Linked DNA regions of Mus musculus: region 2 is linked to region 1. A link is a loop called in an ENCODE intact Hi-C map of the cell type or tissue named here. Cell type or tissue: heart. All regions are shown on one strand.

Region 1 (8,000 bases):
TCCCTTCTTGACAACATCATCTTCCAGGCCAAAAGTAGCCGAGCAGTTTGTTGCAAAGTACTTGTAAGGCTTCCAGGTCTTCCCAAAGTCCTGGGACCGGTCCAGCACCATGGCTGCAGGCCTGGGAGACTTGAACACCATAATTAGGTGAGTGAAGTAGAATTCTGCTTCCAGGTCTAGCTGAATCTTTTCCCTGTGCACATCCTCTGCAGACTGCCACCATGTCCGGGGAAACCTGAAGGATGAGTCTGCCATGGCAGAGGGTGGGTGAGCCAGGTGAGAATGGGCAGCGTTGCATTTATCACACTTGGGCTGCCGGCAAGTGAGGTCAGCATTCTCACTGTAGAAGCAGAAGAGTTCGGTGGCGTTCTGGCCACACATTGTGTCTGCCCGGAGCTTTCTTCCCAAAGCCAAGTTTCCCATGCGAGGGTTGCATGCTTTCTCACAGCGGGAGTTCGCTCCGGCTACTCCATTCAAGCCTGAGGAGGGGAAAGTATATGTCACTCAAGACAAACCCACGGGAAATGGGGGTGCTCTTCTGCATAGCTGAAACATCTACAACAGTCAAGGTATCATCCAAAGACCCTGGGCCTTTCTATAATGAGAAGAATTTAGCAAACGGGACCATGAATGCTATCGTGCATTCAAATAGGTTCATATACACAAGTGTGTGTGTGCTCGATAGATGATAATGTGTTCACGAGTGCAAATGAATGTGTGAGTGTGCACATGGGTGTGTGCACGAGGAAGCCAGAATACCTTGGGTATTGTTCCTAAGGTTTCATCTACCTGGCTGCTTTTAGGTTTAGGTGTGTGTATGTGTGTATGTGTGTGTGTGTGTGTGTGTGTGTGTGTGTGTGTATCCAGTAAAAAGGTAGTTCTCTAGGAAAATCATAATCACAAAATGGTTTAAAAATATGCAATAGGGCTGGTGAGATGGCTCAGTGGGTAAGAGCACCCGACTGCTCTTCCGAAGGTTCGGAGTTCAAATCCCAGCAACCACATGGTGGCTCACAACCATCCATAACAAGATCTGACTCCCTCTTCTGGATTGTCTGAAGACAGCTACAGTGTACTTACATATAATAAATAAATGAATCTTTAAAAAAAATATGCAATAGGACTTCTTTTCAGGTGGCAAAGCTAGAAACCACTGGTTCTGAAATATGTGATATCCATGCCTAATATTAACTAAATATAGCTACGAGTGGGGGGGGGACCCAACTCTTCAAACTACCAAACGACAGGAAAGCTTATTGTACCTGCTTTTGGCCTCTTAAGTGCTTCTTCCTATGACAGACTGTGGTATAGAGTACTTATCTGTTTGCTTAGCTGGAGAACACTGCCAGTCTGGCACGCCAACGGCACCACTAACAACTGTCATGAACGAAACACCCTTTAAAGTAGCAAGCTCTGCCTTCCAAACCCCTAACCCACCTTAATGCTTCGAAAGCACTTAGAGTGACAAACAGCACCCACTCATTCGCGTTCTGACTACTTGTCATAATCCTTTAATTTGGGTTTGTCGTGTTAATTATGAATACCGTAAGCAAAGAATTGTCCATTTAAGAAAAATTAAAACACAGAGGAAAAGAAGGAAAAAGAAAACCCAAACCCCCCAATTCTGGCTAATTGGGTGTTTCTGTTTAAGAGACAGAACCTCTGAAGTGTTATCACAGGGGCACTGGATAAGGCCAAATGACAGCTTTGGCTGGGAAGGAGAGATTTCACACTCTGACAATCACCACCTCACACAGCCTTGCAGCCAAAATAAGAGGTTTCCTCGGGCATTATTTTTCTTTTCTTTTTTAATTCCACGTCAAATGAAAATGTGCAGCAAGCCGGGGCCTCTGTTTGCCATTGTTCTGATTAGCGGGCGCAGCAGCTGCCTGTGGCCAGAAACACACAAACACGGTCCTATGACTCACCTGTGAAGCGTTTCAGGGGGAAAGTCTCACACTGCCTGTACAAGTATCTTTGACTTGCAACATTCCCCCAGTGCTCTTTATTCCCAACCTCTTGATTGCTCCCGTGGTGGTGGTTGGGTTTTTTTGTTTGTTTGTTTGTTTGCTTGCTTGCTTGCTTGCTTGCTTGCTTGTTTTTGGCTTTTTGTTTTGTTTTGTTTGCCATAGCATGACTTGAAAAGGGAAAGGTTTATGAAAAGTAGGGGGAGTGTGGACTTGTAGTGCATCATACGAAGTGCGATCAGGAAGAATTCAAGAGAGATCTTTTAACCGTGAGCGGTTTGACAGATCCTTGGGGGTAAAAAAAAATAATGAATAATTTAAAAGTTTCCACCCACTAATAATTTTGATAAGAAGTAGTTATCAGTGCAAACACAGGCTGCACCCTGATAGAGGACGCAGCCTCTTAAGCCTGGACTTAGTTGCTGGCAGCTCTGGGGAAAAGAATGGAAGCAGACCAACTGAAGAGATGCCTGCCCCAGGGCTTGGAACCTTCCAGTCGGTTCCTCTAACCCACACGTCTCTTTCAGGAGCAAGTCAAGTCCGTCTGAGGGGTTTGGGGTGGGGGATGAAATCAGACCCTCACAATTTTTCCCCACTACCCCACTGTGCTGTACTTAACCTAGCTGAAAACCAGGTGGCCTGCGAGAAGGGAGGGGGAGAAGAGAAAGAGGAGGCTCCCGGGGACTCAGACACAGCAAGCCTGGAACCGGTGGCCTAAAGACAGTCCAAGAGAGACAGGACCGTAGCGGGAGGGGAGAGGGGCATCTGCCCGTTGCCCGTAACCCAGTTACTGAGCCAAGGAACAGACCCGCCTCCGACCTCCTGCAGAGCTTCGGCCAGGGTACCGATTCCCCAGGGGCAGTCAGCCAGCTCCGGGCAATCACCACCTGAGTGATCACCCCCCATGGTCCCAGTTCCGAGTTCTACAGCGTTGCAGCCAACGCCCCGGGAAGAGGGCGCTCACCCTCACCCCAGGTGGCCCTACCTGGCTCTCAAGTACACAGAATGAGATCCGGGAAGGTGGCGATCTCTCTAAGTGAGAGATCGGTCTCGGCCCACGCACGCCCAGGGTCTCTGGGCCACCCCTCCTCGTCACTCCTCAGGCCATGGAGAGCCCGGGGATGGCGAGCTGGGTCCTTTGTTCCCCCTCACCAAGTGCAGAGGCAGTTTTCCCCCCCAAGCCAAACCCAGAAAGAAACATTGATCTCTCTGTATCTTCTGCAGGGCGTACCCAGGATATCTGGTTATTCAAGGACATGTGTATCTCAGTTGCAGGAGAAAAAAAAAAAATCAATAGTGTTTGAAACTGCGGAGTCGCGGGCAAAGGAGACGGAACATGGCCACTGGCTTCATCCTCAATAGCCGAGCTCTGGGCTCCCGGTCCGGGATCCCCTATATCCCCCAGCCCCCGAGCTTGGGTGGAGGGGCAGGAGCAAGGGAAGAGGGGTGGGGGCCCGGCCGCGTCACCACCCACCTGCGGCCACCGCGGAGCAGCCCCAGAGCAGCAGCAGCCGTGCGCAGCTCCCCATGGCCGGGCAGCTGCGGGAGCGGGTGGGATGAAGCGGCAGTGGTCCTCGGGAGCACCGGGGGCTCTGTGGTTCTTCCTCCTCCCGGAGCGCCAGGCTCGCTCAGTGGGCACCGTGGGCACAGAGCCGCGGGCCGGGGCCGCGCCAGGCGGCGGGGTGACCGTCGCGCACCGGCCTGGCGGGGCCCGGGCAGCTCAGCAGCGGCGGGAGCCCCGGGATCATAGCCGGCCTGGCCGCTGCCGGCTGAGCGGCCCTGAGGGCGGGTGCGCCGCTCGCCCAGGGCTCGGCGCCCGCAGCCGACGCTGAACTTTGCGAGACCTTTCACTTCCCGGCCGCCGCCGCCTCCCGGCTGTCCTCCTCCGCTTTTCCCACCTTCTGTGGCCGCCGAGGCTCGGTCCCGTCCTTCTCCATGGGCAGTTCCATGGGATGCATTTTTATTGCACCGACACCGCGGCGCTCCGGTGCCAGCCCTCCTCCTCCCCTCGCACCTCCACCCCTTCCTCCCGCCCGCCCCCCGCGCTTGACAGCCGGGCGGTGCAGACGCGCGGGTCCGGTCATTGTCGCCGCCGCCGCCGCCCAGGGGGAGGGGGTGTCTGCAGCCCCCGCTGCGCGCATCTCCCTGCCTGACCTCGCGGGTGCCCTCCAGCACCCAAGGGCCTCGCCTGGGAAACAGTCTCCCACCTTCTCCAGGAACATTCCTGAGAGCAGTTGACTCCCTCCGGATCAGGTCAGGGCATGCCAAGGGGCTTAAAAACCCGCGAAACAGGCGAGCGACTACTTTCCAAAAAATCACCCAGCAAAACAAGCCTTCCCCCCTCCCCCAACACCACTCCACAGCACCCATTCTCTGCGAGTCCCACGGTCTGGGTTAGGACCACCCCAGACCCCCAATTCTGCCTAGGGTACTGCCAGTGAACGCGCACCAAGTGCCAAGGGTCCTTTAAGTCTCTGCTACCTTTTTGGGGGGTGCAGCCCAAAGGAGTCGAAGGTGTACCCGTTTGGTGTAAAAGATGTTCTCACACGGCCTGAAAGACCAGGATCCATGATCAGGGAATCAACTGTTTAAGAACATCTATGTCTGGAGCATCGACATAAGAATGCCTGGGTCCTAGGTGCATTCACACATTCTTCATAGTATGGTGAGCAGGGGAACCATAAAGTTATGAAATATCTTATGGGGAGCAATTTAGCAGCAACCACAAGCAGCTAATTGTAGCTCAGGGCTGGTGTTTATGAAAGGAGATTAAATAGCACTTCAGCCTGGGACTTCTGTAACTTCTCTGAAAATATAGTTCTGCTTACACATGCAAAGAAATTGGCAAACGTTGAGTCGAAGGCAATTCTGTATTGCAGCATTCAGTGTGTGTCTTTGAGTATTTTCCAGAAAGTTAACTGCTTTGCAGATACCATTCAGTTATTATAAATTGTCAGAAATACAGATGGGGCCAATTAGAGCTTTGGGGGCACACGTAGATATTATTTATAATGACCGAGCTGGAGACATATAGGTTTCTATCTCTCTAAAGGAACTGAGTTGAGGTTAGCATAATCCACTGGGAGGCGTTAAAATTATTATTTTGGCCAGTACTGGAAGTGGCAGGCGACATGAGAACCGTCACCAGCTTTCGAAAACAAACTCTGAGCTTTCAAATACTGGCCACGCTGGAGCCTCCGTTGGCTCTCACAGGTGATGCTTCTGATGCAGTTGCTAAAATGCTTCTCCCAACTGTTCTTTTTATTAAATGAACGACAGGGGATCGTAACAGGCTAAGGCTCCCAGCCTAAACACTAGCCTACAGGCCAAGAAAAAGGAAGAGAAAGACAGTATTTACTATTAATCTCTGAGACAATATATTAAGTTGAGGCAGGGCTAATCCATGCCTGATTATGAATTTCAGAAGCATTTGCTGGGTACTCCCCTGATCGCTTTGTAACTGGTTTGTCGCTCCTTTAATAAAGCAGCAAGATCCTTAAATGGCAGCTAGACACTTAGACTATGCAAGACACAATTATGTGGTTTTTTTCTTACATTGCTCGTTATTCTTAACTGAAAACACTTGTCAGACATGCAATAAATGTTTTGACAGTTATCTCAAAACTATTGTTATATGCTAAGAATAGAGACTGAGAAGAAAAGCGGCGAAATAAGAACGATTCCCAGGATTCTAGAGGAATGTGGGATCTCCACAGCAATACTTTAAGTGTGGACTAGCTCAAGAGAAACGGTAATGAGCATTCGAATAAATGTTGTCTGGGCGCAATGTGGTGGTTTCCGCCTGTAACCTTAGCCATTGGTAGAGGCAAGAAGCTCATGTTTTCAAGGCCAGCCTTGGCTACAAAGCAAGCATGAGGCTAGCTAGGTCTACATGAGATCCTGTCTTTTTTTTTTTTAAGTGCATATCTAGTATACGTTCTTACAAATTATATTTTCATTTTGAAGAAAGGACCCAAGAGAGTTGGCCAATGTGAGGAAAATGTGTTCCGGGGTGGGGACATTGCTCATTATGACTTCGTGTTATGAAAATGTCAAGAACTGACTCAGAACTTTCGAGGTGTCATGGATTACAGGGAGGGTTGGAGAAATTGCAGGATTTCAATAGCAGGTTTTCCAAAGCCACAAATCCACAAATTTAATGTAGAACATTCCTGACGACTTGGAAGGATGTTGACAGGACCGCTAATATATATCTACATCAGAAAGGCAAAAGGTCTATACACCAAAGACCTCATTCCCAAGCGCCTCTGGGCCATATTTAAGTTTCTCCTCCAATTTCAGTGTGACTGTGCAGGGTGCTTTTCTGGGGCTCAGTGTATGAGGAGAACAAGCCCAAGCGGAACAGGATCCTGCTCAGAAGAAGGGATAAACTGTGGCAGCCTAGAAGCAAGAGGATGGTGAAACAGCAGACGTAAAGACAAAAAACATTGGCAGCAGTATCCATCCTTCCAAAACAAAAATCTTCCAGCAGCCCAAGGCCTGTTAGCACAGAGACAAAGCACCACAAAGCTATGAAGAGATCTCTAAAAACCCAGCGCAAAGTCTAATGACCGAAAGATGTTCAGAACCAGATGGGACCCTGGGCCCCAACTCTCACCCTACCCGGAGCCCTTCATTCACCGTGAAAACTCTGCCCATTGGTCACACAGGTTTTCTTCTGAGCATCCCAATAAACAAAAGAATCAAAAGCATCGCTTCGATTTCAGCACTGGTTTTATTTAACTGTGGCACTTACTTTCTTTATAGACATTTGCAGCTATACAGAGTAAATACCAGTTCTTTCTTTTAATGTGTGTGTGTGTGTGTGTGTGTGTGTGTGTGTGTGTGTGTGTGTGTGCGCAAGAGTTGAGACAAGGTCTCATTAAATAGCCCAGGTTGGCCTGGCCTGAAACCTGCTATTGATGTAGCCCAGGCTGACCCCAAACTCAGTGTTTCTTGCCTTAGTCTTCTGAGTGCTGGGATGAAAGCACGGACCACCTGTTAGGTCTCTGAGACGTTGAACCCAGGTTTGATTGCTCTATTTAAGCACCTTCTCCAAGTGCTTTGAAAAACTCTTCTTCATCCCTTTTCAGATATACTCCAATTGCACAGTACACATATAAGTAAGTGTGATCAATTAGAATAAAATAAAATAAAACTTACAGTGTCCTTTGAGTCTAGGGCTTGTATTTACGTAGCCTAAGAACACACCTGCAGCTTTGTAACACTGGCTAACATAGCTTGGAGTCAGAATAAACTTTTTGTATGTATTGATTTCTTACAGGCTGTTAAGATTTAGTGCTTGAATACATATAGGAAACATTCAAACAGTATTAAGTTTAAAAAAGAAAAAAAAAGATCCTCAGGGTCACATTTCTAAATTAAAAAATAGTTGGGAGAGATAGCTCTGTCTAAAAAGTGCTAGCCTTCGAAGCAATGAGGACCTGGGCTTCACCCTCAGAACCCGTGTTTTACCAAGAAGATGCTGAGCGTTGAGACCGTGCTTAGCACTGAGGAGGTGGAGAGGGTGATCTGGGGTTCCTACTCTCTCTCTCTCTCTCTCTCTCTCTCTCTCTTTCACACACACACACACACACACAAAAGGTAAAAGATAAAAAAAGTCAGGATATTTAAAACAAGCTTATTATCCTAATAGAAAAATATATATCTGCTTCCTGAATAGGGCCAGTATACTTATGTGACACTTATTCTATATCACCAACAGAACGGGGGACTTTGGAAAGAGACTTATTATCATGGTATCTGATATTCTTTCTTCAAGGAACAAGAAACATCACCTCTTTTGCCCCTCTTGAATGAATGTGTGCATATTGCAACCCACAAAGAATTGTACAAAGAGATAGTGTCGGGGGGGGGGATATCATCACCAAACTTAGATCATAAATATGTACACATCCAATGAGCTCATTGGCTCAAGAACCTGGGTTCCTAGATCAGGATTGCATTGCTTGTCCGTCTTCTGTGGGTACAACCTTGTGTGAAGAAGGTCGGATAAAGTGTTCCCACTGAAAT
Region 2 (8,000 bases), 62 kb before region 1:
TTATCTGTAAGGCACTAATTCACTTTTTTGAAGAAGTTAGCTAGCATGGGGGAAAAATTCTTTTAGTCTGTCTTGTGATTAACTCAAAGGAAGAAACAATACTTTTCCTTGACTATAGAATATATGGCTCCAGTGAGAAATTCTGCAGTATTGGCTAAGTATTTAAGTTAATTTTAATATCCTTAAATAAAAACATGCCTAGCACAAAATAATGCATTGTTACTGTAGAAAATTTAGAAACTTGTAATCTTTAAAAAAATTGATATCAACATTTGAAAAAATATATTCCTAGTGCCTTCAATGCAATGAAAGACCTTTTCTGCATAATATATTGGGAATATGTAATATGTAGCTAAGTGCTAGAGTGTGTACCCTTGGGTTCAATCCTTAGTACTCTATCAAAAAAAAAAAAGGAATATCTATGTACCTTTTAAAATATCCTTGTGTATAATCGAGTCTCTTGTAGGATAAGCAGTTTATTTGTGCAATCCCATACTTTCTTATTATAAAAGTATAAACTATTGATATATCTAGTGCTACCATGAATATCCCTATAACTAAGTATTTGTATAACTCTTTATTTCTCTTAAATATATTTCCTAGAAGTATAATTAATCAAAGGGCCAAAATATACTGCTCAGATTTGAATATACTTTGTCATAATTAGTGGGCTTTTCTTTTGACCCCACAACTGAATTCATGAGGTTTATCTACAACAGTGTGTTTCACAGAGAGGAATGCTTTAGCAAAATTGTTAAGAAAATAGTTGGTTTTATTCCATTGATAACATTAAAAAACTCTTTGGATTCTCAAGTGCTACCTAGGAAGAATTACCATGGAGCCCAGTAACAAAACGCATCTCTGGAAACTGATACAGGGACCGGATATGCGACTTTGTGAAATGACTCTGAATGGGGTTTATAAATATGAATCTGCAAGTTTTTCTTGAAAAACAGTAGTTAAAGTAATTCAGCATAAAAGGGGATAAATCAGCCGGGCATGGTAGCGCATGCCTTTAATCCCAGCACTCAGGAGGCAGAGGCAGGCAGATTTCTGAGTTCGAGGCCAGCCTGGTCTACAGAGTGAGTTCCAGGACAGCCAGGGCTATACAGAGAAACCCTGTCTCAAAACAACAACAACAACAACAACAAAGGGTGCTAAATCATGCCAATCGGTCAGTGAACGTTTAGTGATGAGCTTGATGATCACTCTGCTACACTGAGTTTGCTCCCCAAAGCGGCACCTTTCTATTTATTTATTTTTACTTCTGTGTGTGTGTGACTGTATGCCACATGTGTGTGGGTGCTTCCAGGGGCCAGAAGAGGGAGTTGGATCCCTAGAGCTGAAGTTACAGGCTACTGTGAGCTTCCTGACCTTGGTGCTGGGGACTGAACTAGGGTCCTCTGGGAAAGCTGAAAGCACTTTTAAGTGAAGAACATCTCTCTGGCCACAGTATTCCTTTTCTTTAAGAAAGGATGAGGAGTTGGTTGTTGCTGGAGAGATGGCTCAGTCGAAACACCCATATACATTAAAAAAAAACGGATCTGAGTTTAGGGCTCATCTGGCTCTTCAAGACGACCCAAGTTCAATTCCCAGCCACCATATGAGGGAGCTCACAGCTGCCTGTAAGTAACTCCAGCTCCAGGGGAATCCAATTCCTCTGGCCTTTGCAGGTACTTGCACTCTTGTGTGTGCACACAGCCATAATTAAAAATAAAAATAATTTTTATAAAGGACAGGATATGGGATGGTTGGAGCGAAGAGCTTTATGCAGGAAAATGCAACAGCAAGCAAGGCAGTGCTCAAGCAGGAGAAGGGAAATGTTGGAGTTCAAAGGCTTAGAATTAAGCGTAGGTTTGACGGCTGTGGAGGGCACTATGAAAGGCACAGGGTTGGGGCTGGTGAGATGGCTCAGTGGGTAAGAGCACCCGACTGCTCTTCCAAAGGTTTGAAGTTCAAATCCCAGCAACCACATGGTGGCTCACAACCATCTGTAACAAGATCTGATGCCCTCTTCCGGAGTGTCTGAGGACAGCTACAGTGTACTTACATATAATAAATAAATAAATCTTTAAAAAAAAAAAAAAAAAAAAAGAAAGAAAGGCACAGGGCCTGATGGGATGAACTTCTAACAGGCTGAAGAAAGGAGGCTTCCCAGGCCGTGGAAACAAAGAAGAAAGAAGATGTAGGGGAAACTGGGGGCAGGTGTGGTCCTTGAGGCTGAGTCTGAAAGGTCACACAGGATTTTCATCATGGATGGAAGACAAGATGATGAGACTTGTAAAGAGATGGGCAAAGAACAGCTCATAAATAAACCAGAGTATGCATTAGAGAGCTACGGTTGGCCTAGAACGAGCATGGCATTCACCAAACGTCAGCTCAGTGAGTCTGGGATTTACCCTGCAGATGATGCGGACACATTAAAGATTTTTAAGCAAAAAGAATTGAGAAGTGTACTAACTACACTTTCTTTTCTTCACATTGAAGAAAACAAACGTCTTTCTGCTTTCTTCCTCTCGTCTAATAAAACACTTTTCTTTCCCTTCCTCTCTTATTGTTTCTTCACCCTTGCCCCAGCTTATGTCTCTCAATATCCAATGACACGTCTTAGATTTTAATTTTAAACAGAAATTATTTTTTTTGTTCCTTGTTTGTATCTTCTCCATTTTTTTTTAAGCATCCATTTATCAAGGGTTATACGAAGGTGATATTGAATGGTACTATTGCTTTTCATTACAGGAATTCAACTATTGCCAAGAATTCAGTTTATCAAGTTTAATCTTGGAAGGTCCAAAGCCTACATATGAATTCTCTCAACTCATAGGTTATTCTGTCTCACCAATTCCACACCTCAGGAGGTCCTAGACATTTGGGGAGGGGTAACCCCATCAAACACCCGAGTGTATCACAGGATAATATTGACAGGTCTGTTTCATCATGAGCATTCCTTCCTTCCCATCTGCCAAGAGCTGAGAAGCACCTCCCAGGGTCTGAAGATGCTAGGCCAGCACATTTTTCTGCACATAGAAAAAAAATTCAAGGAGCTGTCATTTTGAGAATTACCCAAAATAGCTGTAAATCATTACCCAGACAGTTTGAGACCAAAAATCCTTCCTCAGCGATAACGACTATTGCTGTTCAAGCTTGAAGGATCGCCCACTATTTGATGCTTGTGAAAAATGTGCAAGGAAAACCAGGTCTTCCTCAGAGGACAAACAGAAGAAAAGAAACCTCAGTAATTAAACATAACTCCTATTTGGTCCATAAACACGAACTAGGTAGAGAGTAAGAAAATGGAGTTATGCTAGGAAGATTGCATCTAACAGTGGTGTCTGGTGTCTAACTGGAAAACAAGAAATGAGTCTTGACCACAATCTACAACTTCTAATTACCCAGGAGGTATTTGAATATTGTAGGGGTTTCAGAAACCCCTCTGGTAATGCTAAGGACACGTTTTCTCTTTCAATGACCAAAGTCTTTTTTTCCTTTTTGAGACAGAGTTTCTTTGTGTAGCCCTAGATGATCTGGAACTCATGCTGTAGACCAGGCTGGCCTCGAACTCAGATAGCATCTACCTCTGCTTCCCGAGTGCTGGGATTGAAGGTGTACACTACCAGTGCCTGGCCAGTTTTTCTATTTACATGCAAGTCTTTTTACCACTAATATTGACCTGTTTTCTACTAGTTTTTAGCGCATTCCTCACAGGAAGGTACTTGTGCAAACTTAAAACAAGCCATTGGAGGATTTACTGGACCAGTGGGCTCATTATGTTTGAGCTGTGCGATTTTGCTACCGTAATTGTATATTAAACCCAGAAATGTGGCCAGGTGGCAGCGGCATGTGCCTTTAATCCCAATATTTGGGAGGCAGAGGCAGGAGGATCTCTGTGAATTGGAGGCCAGCCTGGACTACAGAGTGAGTTCTAGGATAGCCAAGGCTACACAAAGAAACCCTGTCTCAAAAAAAAAAAAAAAACAAAAAACAAAAAAACCAAAAACAAACAGACAAACAAACAAAAAAACAGAAAAAAGAAAGAAAGAAACCCTAAGCCACCCGCAACAAACAAAACAAAACAAAGAAAAGGAAAATATCTCCTCTTCATATTTGAAGCTGTACACATAAGGATTTAGGTGAGGCCAAAACTGAGCCATGAATGCCTTTCAGATCCATTCTCAGAGCACAGACCTAGGATAATAAGGTTTCTTTTTATTGGTTCCTTTTGGCTTTAAGAAGTCATGTATCACATGATGGAGGACACTGGGTATGGTATGAGGTGGTGGGAATCTGATCACAGACAGTATCAGGTACATGCAATTGAACAGCCACTTATTTATATGTAGATTTTGATATGTAGATTCAAAAAAGGGTTGATTTTATTTTTAACTATGTATCTGTGTGTCCATACCTGTGAGTGCTGTTATCTGCAGACTCTAGAAGAGGGCACCACATCCCAAGAAGCTGGGGTTACAGGCAGTTGTGAACCTCCAAATGAGTGTTGGGAACCAAATATGGGCTGTCTGCTAGAGCAGAATATGCTATTAGCCACTGAGCCATCTCTGCAGCTCCAAGATGTTATAGAATATTTAAATATTAGAAGGAGAACTGTCTTCAATAACCTATAAATACTCTAGGGTCCTTAAAAGAAAGTAATGTGCTATCAAAGCCTGCTTCTTCACACTCTGGATGTCGTTCAACTGTTGACAGCCAGACACAAGCTGCAATTCTTTCTGAGCTATCAGAAGATTCGGCCATCCTCTCACCAATGTCGGAAACTCCTGGCGTGAAACACCGAAGAGCCATGAGCTTATTTCTTACTTCTTGCTCTATGTAGCACAGATAAAGAAATGAATGAACAGTCATAGTCTCTGAAGGTGGAGCTCCACCTGTCTGTTGCCTGTGACTTGCAGTAAGTCCTGGTCACTGTTATTTCTGTCTTTGGTTTCTCTCTCTGCTTCCTTCCTATGGCTCAGGGACAGCTTGAGCCATTTTAGACTCTGGGTTGTTCTAATTATCACCCCCACAATAGCCATGCACTTTGTTGTCTGGTGATGACATTCTCCATGGACCTTCACCATATCAAGAGGGCTAATGTACCTAGGGACTCATGCTCAGTTCCTTGGGGAATGTTTGACAAAATTGGCTTCCCACTATGTTCTGAGAAAAAAGAGACGTATAACCACTTTTGTTCAAATTCTACAGAGAACAATAGTGTAAGTCAATGGGAAATGTGTTTTACCATTTCATAGTAATAAATCCTTAATTTCAAAATTAAAGTAATTTTCTTGTCCTTTGTATATATATATATATGTGTGTGTTTATAAACATACATACATATATATGCATGATTTTATCATCACCGTTCAGCTTTGAATACGGGTAGAACATGAATATTGTTTCATACTGTCATTAAAACTTAAAAAAAAAGTGTGAAAAGAAAAGATTCTGTGAGCCAAGAGGAATGCATGCTTAATGGTAGCTGCTGCCGTCTAATGGAACCTCTGTTTAATGCTAACAAATTACCTAGAAAGAGGAAAGATGCCGTGTGGCCTCTGAAGACCAAATGGGAAGGGAAACGGAGGAGTTTCTGAGGAGATGGTATATCCCTTTTAGAGAAAAAGGATTAGCTTCTAAAAGAACGAACTTCTCATGCATGGGAAGAGATGAATTCTAAGAACAGGCTGGCCTGCTGAAACCTGTTCTTACGTGGGGCAAAAACATGCACAGCAATGCTACACTACAACCTAGGGATAGAAAACACTGCAAGGAAACGTGTCTTTCCATTAAAATAATAATAATAATAAAATGCGCCCTTTTCAGTTAGAGGACTGCACGTTTTAATTCAACAGAAGTAAGAGTTCTGTGGGGAAGAAGGAAGCTCAGGGTGAGTTTGGTGGAAAAGAAGCTTGAAACATTCTGTCCTAATGGACAAAAGAGGTTGAAGGGAGTCCAATCCATGGCTAGAAACCCAGACAGGAAGAAGGCAAAGGAAACAAACAGCCGTGTGGTTTATTCTCTGGTCTGCACCGGAACACTAGCGAAAACAGCTCGTATCAGAAAGCATGGGCTGTGCGGCTAGGAAAGACAAAAAGAGATCACAACCCCAGGACAAAAGCCGATTCGTATTTAAGACTGTTCTTTCCATCTTGCTTGAACGCTGCAATGTGTCTCGTAGAGATTCAGTCTTCCAGCCCTAGTGATGTGTCAGAGTCCGAAGCTCTTAACATAATTACACCTTAAAGAGTTATTGAAAACCCCATCCGCAGAGATGCTGACTCTCCGCTCCTAATCCTACAAGCACAGACGCAGTCGCTTGGAGGAGGAATGGACTTCCTGGAGGAACAGAAAGGAATGTCTTAAGCGGAGAGGAAAGGAGCCAAAGACAGACTTTGTCTACTTCACTAATTTGCCAAGACCAGTCCTTGACTGACATTTTGGGGAAAAGCATGAATGGAGCTGATGCAAATTTCTGAAGGAAGTGCTAAGCGGTCGCGCTCCTGTGAGAACCGAATACTTATCTCTCTCCGCTAGATTATAAACCCTTGCAGGGAAGAGTGGCTTCAGTTTCTTTGAATTTCCAGTAACTAGAATATAACAGGTTATCAGAAAATATGCACTATTTTTTCCTTGGGTTGATACATGTTGAGCAGAGCATCGGCAACCTTAGCCATTTGTTTAAAACTGCTTAGAAGGCTGAGTTAGCTATTGTGAAGTGGGCATGAGGTCCCTACAGTTATTTGGGAATTCGGCATGACCAAGGTACTTTCTGTAAAGGCTGTGTCGGTACATACTCCAGTCTCTGAGGGACAAACTGCAACATGGCTCTATCATGGGATGACAACAAACACCAGCAATAGTTGTGACTATACTGCACGGCTTTTACAACACGCCATGTGTCATTCTAGGCACCATATGAATATTAATTAACTCGGTTCACACAAAAACCTTATTAGAAGCCAGGGATAATAGGCACTGCCTAGTTTCAGAACTGATTAAACCAAGACCCAGAGGGCTTAAATAACTTGCCCAAAGCCTCAAAAAGCGGTCCAATGACTTGAATTCTAGTAGCCTGACTGCAGAGTTCCCCACCTAACCCCTGAACAGTTCTGTTTGTAAGACCCAGAGGGTGGATGCTGAGGGATCCACATTGCCCAAGCCTGTTCAGAGTGATCCCTAAATGATGTTAGCGTGTCCCAAGCCAGTTTGCCCTTCATGGGCATTCAGGAACTGGTGAGATGGTTCAAAGGATGCTGCCCACCAAGACTGTGACCTGAATCTTATCTCTGAAACCCACATGGTGGAACGAGAGAACCAACTTCTATAAGTTGTCCTCTGAGCACCACATTTGTGCTGTGGCATGCATGTGCCTGTATTTAGGTACGTATATGTGCACACATGTATATACCACACAAACACACACACACACACACACACACACACACACACACACACACACGTGCATAGAGTATTTCAGGACAGAGTTGGCTTGGATTTGTAGTGAAACCAGGAAGTTAAAGATAATGGGACATAGGAGGATTAGCTGTGATTTCCCACACCTGCTACAAATAAGTGTCAAGCAAGTAGGGGTGGAGAAGAGCTTAAGAAACTCCTTGGTTTTGCACACAAAACCTTTCTTCCTGTGCACTTAAAACACTGGCTCCACATGCCTTTAATTCCAGCATTGAGGAGGCAGAGACAGGTGATCCTCTGTGAGTTTGAAGCCAGCTTGGTCTATAGAACTCATTCTAGGTTAGCCAAGACTACAAAGAAACCCTGTCTTGAAAAAGCAAAGCAAAGCAAAAAGCAAAGCAAAGCAAACCAAACCAAACCAAACCAAACCAAACCAAACCAAAACACTGGGTCCTGCTAATGGAGTTTCTAGGCTACTGAAAATGTTAAGAAGTTTCCAGAGACTCCATTCAGAGCAATGGTTAATATAGATAGTCATCACTAGTCACTATGCTGAAAGTAAGTGACCGTTGAGGGTCTGGCTCTCCATGAGT

Evidence for each region. Peaks named below come from ENCODE experiments on the same cell type or tissue, not always from the same donor. Only the 100,000 strongest peaks of a DNase experiment are listed, where the experiment ranks them.
Region 2: a loop joins it to region 1, with 1.8 times the contacts of the local background. A loop is called at or near these places in 4 of 42 quality-filtered maps.

The regions. Positions count from the first base shown.
Region 1 is chr10:93,636,950-93,644,949 of GRCm38, reverse strand. It overlaps Ntn4 (netrin 4), which reads right to left and starts at 3,901. Exons shown (of 10, transcript NM_021320.3): 1 at 3,442-3,901; 2 at 1-479. The coding sequence starts at 3,496. In heart, no CTCF peak of the experiment used is centred here; DNase peaks (open chromatin) are centred at 2,719, 3,379 and 3,839; H3K4me3 peaks cover 2,206 bases; H3K27ac peaks cover 1,719 bases; H3K27me3 peaks cover 6,344 bases.
Region 2 is chr10:93,699,192-93,707,191 of GRCm38, reverse strand. The region is part of intron 3 of Ntn4 (netrin 4); the gene reads right to left. Among named protein-coding and RNA genes, the nearest start is that of Gm15915, 20 kb to the right of the region's middle. In heart, a CTCF peak has its summit at 4,878; no DNase peak of the experiment used is centred here; H3K4me3 peaks cover 132 bases.